Linked DNA regions of Mus musculus: region 2 is linked to region 1. The links are chromatin contacts, found by POLR2A ChIA-PET in ENCODE. All regions are on one chromosome and are shown on one strand. The core of a region is the stretch at or near the end of the contact, and the rest is flanking DNA. Distances in the headings are between cores, read along the strand shown.

Evidence for each region. ChIA-PET counts read pairs that join two places held with the same protein, here RNA polymerase II (POLR2A).
Region 2: POLR2A ChIA-PET joins it to region 1 with 10 read pairs in Patski. The contact joins the promoter of Kirrel here to the enhancer-like site in region 1. POLR2A ChIA-PET finds 5 or more read pairs at or near these places in 4 of 5 experiments (Patski and embryonic stem cell).

The regions. Positions count from the first base shown.
Region 1 is chr3:87,130,171-87,133,535 of GRCm38, reverse strand. The region is part of intron 2 of Kirrel (kirre like nephrin family adhesion molecule 1); the gene reads left to right. Among named protein-coding and RNA genes, the nearest start is that of Kirrel, 43 kb to the left of the region's middle. Within about 2 kb of position 1,480, at least 1 of the 3 ENCODE cell types and tissues checked has a DNase peak (open chromatin) inside an H3K27ac peak, as active enhancers do.
Region 2 is chr3:87,172,765-87,176,129 of GRCm38, reverse strand. It overlaps Kirrel (kirre like nephrin family adhesion molecule 1), which reads left to right and starts at 1,593. Exons shown (of 16, transcript NM_001170985.2): 1 at 1,593-1,734.

The sequences.
Region 1 (3,365 bases), core at 231-2,730:
TGAAATGGAAACACTTAGACATCCTCTTACCTTTATGACCCTATGGAGTTCTCAGTCAGTTTTCTGTAACCAATTGCCAGTGGTAAAATTGCTGGATGCACAGCGTGTGCGTTTTGCTCTCTTTACTGCCCCCAGCTCCCACCAGGCAGAGGAAATAGTAGCACTGTCTTGTGACTGGGGTTAGAAGACAGGAGAGTGACAAGGGACAGGTGGGATGAAGTAGCATATCGGAGCCCAGCAAACTGGGGCAGGGGTACGGGGTCCCAGGACAAGCGAGCCTCTGTGTTCCAATGTGCACCCATTTCTACTCTGCCCCCACATCCAGGCTTCAAACCAGGCTGTCCCTTTGGATCTCCCATGATCCTCAAGGCCACTGTCTGGAGGGGACCCTTTGTCTTTTGTTTGTTTGTTTTGTTTTGTTTTGTTTTGTTTTCGAGACAGGGTTTCTCTGTATAGCCCTGGCTGTTCTGGAACTCATTTTGTAGACCAGGCTGGTCTCAAACTCAGAAATCCTCCTGTCTCTGCTTCCCAAGTGCTGGGATTAAAGGCGTGTGCCACCACGCCCAGCTTAAAGATTTATCTTTTTATTATGTATATGAATACACTGTTGCTCTCTTCAGACACACCAGAAGAGAGCATCAGATCCCATTACAAATGGTTGTGACCCACCTTGCGGTTGCTGGGAATTGAACTCTCGACCTCTGGAAGAACAGTCAGTGCTCTTAACTACTGAGCCATCTCTCCAGCCCCCGGGACCCTATGTCTTAACACATTTGTTTTCTTCCTCCTGATTCCATGTGTTAATATGCCTATGGTATAAAAACTGTCTGGCCCTATGAGATATGAATTGCCTCTTTCAGGACATTCTTTCCAGATGGCCTAGAGGTTGCTACATGTGTTCATGTGCTGAGCTCTGAGGGAGGTCCCAGAGGTAGGGAGCGAGTCTGTCTTGCTCTTGAGAGAGAACGGTATTTGTCACTTGTGGGTAGTGTTGTTATGGTTTTCTCTGTTGGTTTGTTTTGATGTGTTTGGTTTCTGTTTTTTTGGCAACCATGCCATCTCCTCACGGCTGTTGATGTGCTTAAAAGCAGAGCTCCAAAAAAGGTGACAGTTGATGCCCAGGAGGCTGCCGTGCTGGGAGTGTGGGACTGGGTCTCTCTGCGGTGTTTTTCCTCTGGGCAGCTCCTCTGCTCTTGCCTGGGTCTGGGGGAGTGATGTCATACTCAAGTTCGCCCATTCAGCCACTCATTGATTTGTTTCCTTAACCAAATTTACTGAGACCTTTCCGTAAACCCGTCTCCAGGTTCAGCTGGCAGGGATAGATAGAGTAGGAGTGGGGCTCCCAATCTGTGTCGGAGAGCAGACCCAGCCCTTGAAAGGCTGCCAGGTCACGGCTCCAACTCGTACTCATTTGAAGACGTACATGAGCCAGGGTCTACTGGAACAGCAGTGTCAGTAGAGAAAGCAAAGATAACTTCCCACAACCCTGAGAACAGAGGACAGTCTAGACCGCCAGGAGCTCCTGACAGTGACCTGTGACCCTTCCCCTGGGGAAAGTGACTCAGATAGGAGAAGCCACAGCACAAGGTTACCAGTGACCTGTTGGTAAGGAGATCCAGCCTGGAAGTTCAAAGCATGGAGTGAGGCTGACCTTTGGACCCTCTTTGTACCTACTCTGTTACTGGTGGCTTCAGCCTCCTCGTGTGAGGTAGGAGAGGTAGGAACCAGGTGAGATTATATGGGATTGGAATCACTTGGTAATCCCATCTCTTGATACTACTGCACAGTTCGCTGAGTTGCTGCTAAGAGCCAGGCTGTCTGCGTACTGCATACACTAAAGCCTTTAGCACTGGGAGTTGGTCCAGTGTTCCTGCTCTGTAGGGAAGGAAGTGGGTAGCAGCCAGGTGGCACACACGCAGGCAGCCTGCTTTAGCCTTCCCCCTTCTTGGATACTCTCTGTCTTCTGCCTATAAAGGACCCTGGTGTCTCATCTTGAGGGGCATTCCAGCGCAGCACTACTATTAGGGAGTGGGGAGGAGAGGAAGGATAAGAAGCTGTCTACACAGCTGGGGTGTGAGGACCACACTGCAACATCTGGGGAAAGAGACTACATGGAAAGTTTCTTGGAACTGTAAATTGTGACAGTGTTGTGAGATTTCTCTTATACCTCCTCTCATGGCTGGGGAGTAAGAACACAGATGCAGGCCCCTTCCCTTTTCCTCTTCCTGTTCACCCCCAGCCCCTTTCTTGGCCCCTTGTGCAAGCTTCCCTACCCCGGCTTGTGGTCTTTGGCCTGTTGGAATCAGATATAGTCTTTGTCTTTCTGCCTGGCTGCTCCCTTTCAGGGAGTGTCTGGGAATGCTGTAGCTCAGGGAAGCCTGGGGCAGCCCAGAGACCTTTTCTCCCTATCACCTTCCCTGAGACTGGCAAGGTCCATGGAGGTGGAGAAGGCCTCCGCTTTCCTGGGTCATTGCTCAGAGGAGAAGGGGAAGCAGAGCAGAAAAGGTGGCCCGTGGCGAGGCCTGGGGAGCATGCAGGGTTGGACATCAACAGGGAACTGAGACCGTGGATGTCTGTGCCGGCTTGGGTGGTGGCTGTTCCTGCGGGTGCACCATGTGCTGCTTTCCACCAGGGAAAGGCATACTGTTTGCTAGCTTAATGTGACCTGAGAACCATGGTGTTGACGGTAAAGGGGCTAGTAAAACCTCGTGTCATTTTATAATCATGGTTATTACCAATAGCTTCATTTGCATCACATGTCCATGGCTAAGTACTGCATATGCTGTGGTTCATACACTCTTGGCAGCCATATTTTATAGATTAAAAAGAAAAGCCCCAAGGCTCAGAGGAGTTAGCTTCATTTGTTCATAGTGATAGTGGGGGAGCTTTGCGGCAATCCATCAGCACGCTTATGCGCTCCATCGCCGACCCTGTAGTTAATCCTGAGTTTCCATCCCAATAGCTTTGTGAAGCCTAATTGTTTAATTTCTCATCACCTCTACGTTTCCATCAGTACACTGGCATTAATGGTGTGTATTTTCAGGGTGGATATTAAGATTCGCTGAGGCAACTACATAAAAGGTTCACTCAGAAGAGGTGAACTGGATAGCAGAGGCTATGCTGCATCTTGGTGTAAGACAGTGAGCAGGGTGGACATGGTCCTTCCCTGTGTGCAGACAAGCCATGTCTGCAATGCTTAAGTTCCATATATTGGAGGGACCTCGTAAACAAGGCTACTCAGAAGTGACAGGGCAGAAGGTAAGACTACTGCTTACTTCTGCCCGCCTTCAGACCGAGACTGAACCTCTCTTGAAGTGCTCCCTGGGGAGGGGCTGGTCCTGTGCATTCTGCTGGGAGCCCACATC
Region 2 (3,365 bases), core at 344-2,843, 42 kb before region 1:
CAAGTACCAAAGCAATACCTGTTGAATGATCAGTTGATGAATAAACTAAAAACCCTAACATGTCTGAGTGCATGTGTTTGTATGGATGCTTGTCTCTGTGTGGGGTGGTATTCTTAATCTCTGGATTAGATATCCCTGTCTTAAAATTTTGGTTTTTGTCTATGCTTGCAAATATTTTTAACATAAAGAGAACTCTGAGTCATATTATGCTTTTGAATATGAACTTATGGGTCGTTTGTTAGTTTGGTTGGTTGACTGGTTAGCTGGCTAGTTTTGACTTTGTTTCTGTGCCCTCTAATTGTTCCAGATTGCGTCTGGACCACTCACTCAATCTAACTGTCAAGATTTTTTGAGGAAACTGTGCCCATCTCATATCAGCAGAGGGCACTAGAGCTGTGTGCCTTAGTTCCAAGCCTGAAGATAAAGCTATCTTGGCCAGGAGCTTTTAGGGACTCAGGAGATCTAGAATATGAGAAGGAAGAGGTGGAGGCCTCTCCAGATGGGCGTAATTGCAAAGTTGTGCAATTCCTGTGTTTCTATTATTTCTCCCACACTCAGCAGCCCAGTGAGCAGAAGGATGTATTTAGGGATTGGGAGAGGAGGTGGCTACTACACTGGGTTCTGGACTGGAGAACCCACCCGAATGCACTTCTATTTCGATTCTCCATGTCTTCACCCCAGTGCACCTCAAGTTCCTGAGTGCTTAGAGATCGATCAGTGGCTGCCTTCTGTAGCAAGCCTTCGGGGAGGCACAAGAGAAAGCCACCGAGTTCTTTGGTTTTCCCTCCGGATAGATAAATGTCTGGGGTGAACAAAGGAAGAGTTAACTGCGCCTCTTCATGGCTGCTACGGACTCCAGCGCTGAGGCGGGCCTCAATGTGGCTGGCTGAAGCCCTCAGAAGGGGCTCAAAGACAGTCAAGATTTCTCCAGCCTGAGATTTGTAGGCAAGAAGAGCTTCTCCCTCTCCAACACTCTCGAGTTAATTGAGAATTCTTAATTTAGGCATCTAGGGTTAGATTCTGGGGTTTGGGATTAAAACGAAGAAGAGATCTTAAAGCTTTTACACCCCCATCCCCCAGACGCATAAGAAGCACACCCCTCCTAACACAGTCATCCAAATTGATGAAGGTTCGTCCTCAGTCCTGGCTGCCACCCCATGCCCGGCTCAGTTACACCACTGGGGGTAAAAGTAGGTCTCGCACCAAGCACTGGTGGGCCAGGACCCAGCGGTCCTTGCTCCAGAGCCTGCGACGCCTCGTTCTCCCCACCCCTCCCCACCCCTTGCCTCTGCCCTCAATTCCTTTCTCTTTGCTCTCCTCCCATCTCGGTTCCAGCGAGCGGAGCGAGTGTGTGCGCGCGCGTTGGGGGACCAGGGGAGGGCAGTGGAGGGAGGCGCCGTCGGAGGGAGAGCAGACGTCAGGAAGAGAGGGAGGGAGCCGGGGAGGGAAGAGAGGGAGAGGGAGAGAGAGCGCGCGGCGCGGAGGTTGAGAGAGGCCCCGAGAGATAAAGCCGGAGGGCAGAAATTATTAGGGGGCGCGGGACGAGAGGAGGGGCCAGGGGAGCGAGCCGGCGGCTAGAGAGGCAAGCGAGTGTGCGCCTTGTGTGCAAGGGCGGGAGGGAGGAGAGAGAGCCAGCGGCGGCCCCGCTCGCGCCGACTGGGGCCCAGCGGCGGGCGGACAGCATGCTGAGCCTCCTCATCTGGATCCTCACTCTCTACAACACTTTCTCACAAGGTAAGCCCCAGCCGCGGGCTAGGGAGTCCAGGGAACGGGCGTGGAGTTTCCGGGAGAACACCGAGGAGTTCTTGGTGAAGCGGCCCAACTTGCTTCCTCTGGCTGCGCGGGAGAACAGAGAACTTAGGTCGCAAAAGCCGAGATCCGAGTAGAAAAGGGATCGGAGTGCTCAAAGTCTTTCCTCCAGTTCCTGGCGGTCCTTCCTCCATCCCTCCACTTCCTGGGCCCAGGGCCGGACTACTGGGTCCTGGGCAAGAGAAAGGCTGGGAGGAGATGGGATTTGATTTCAGATTTGGGGGGCGGAGTGCGTGGAAAACACAGACGCAGGCTTCCTAAGATGAGGCTGAGGGATCCTGCTACCCCAATCCAGCCTACAGTCACCTTCATCTGATGTGCGGCTGCATACTGCTTGGGGCTGCCCCTCAAAGGAAGGCTATATTCGGTCCCCCGCCCTGGAGGTTGTGGGTGGGAGATAGAAGTCTAGATACCAGGGTTGTCTGGGTTCAGGGGAAGGGGAGTTGACTGAGCCAGGCACTCACTTCGGGTCAGAAAAGTGCAGGTTTCTGAGGCTCCTTTGGAACTAGCTGGGCAGAGCTGGTAGGAAGAGTGGGAGAGAGATGAGTGCATTCAGGTACACTGGGCTGGATGCACGTGAAGGAACCAAGGGTCCAAACCCCAGCCAGGCCTGGGGTCTGCAGGAAAAGGCTTTTGCCTCCTGAGACTGACTCCAAGGAAGATTTAACACTGTCGAGCCCCTCGCCTGAACTGGAGCACAGAAATCAGACACACAGATAGCTTCCAACAGAGACATGGAGACAGACTACTCACCTAAGGAGACCCCCCCACCACCCACACACACACACACATGGAGACAGACACATACACAAAGACACTGATTGACACCTCTGAAGAAGGAAGATTCCTCTTCTAAGCTGACACACACTTGCCTAGTTATACCCTGGCATCAAACTTAAACTGTACATACATGTTTCCTACATTCAAAGGACATAGCACTCACTCACACAGAATTGCTTCCACACACCCCAGCCATGGAGCAAACAAAGAAACTTGGGGCAGACATTCTTATAGGCAGGCGCCTACAGAGATGTTACAGTCTTCAAAATGGAGGAGGTGGTCTCTCACTGGGGTGGGTGAGTGATCTGGAAAGAGAGAAGCCGCAGAATGGAAAGAGCCCCAGGCATTGGCCAGCTCTCTTCCTCTCCTGAATGGTGTGTGTGTGTGTGTGTGTGTGTGTGTGTGTGTGTGTAGGGGGTGGGGTGCTCCACTGGACCCCCCTCCCCTTTGCTAGCCCTCTCTCCTCCAGCTCGGAAGGCAAAGCTTGGCTTAGCTTAGGGGTCTCAATTCCCTTTCCCTCCCTGGAGCCTCAGGACCCTCTTAGAACATGAGAAGGCGCACATCCGCTGTGTGAGAGCAGGAGTCGAGTTAGGGGGAGGGAGAAAAGAAGGCCTGGTTTCAGGTTGGCCACTTGTCAGAAAGTTGGGAAGATAAGTTAAGTTCTGACTTTGTTCAAGCCAGGTTGCTGGAGAGGGGGAGGGGAAGAGCATGGCCGGTCGAGGGGCAGCTGTGTCAGTTCTGATAGGTGTCAGAAGCAGGCATCTCTCTGCCCCTCT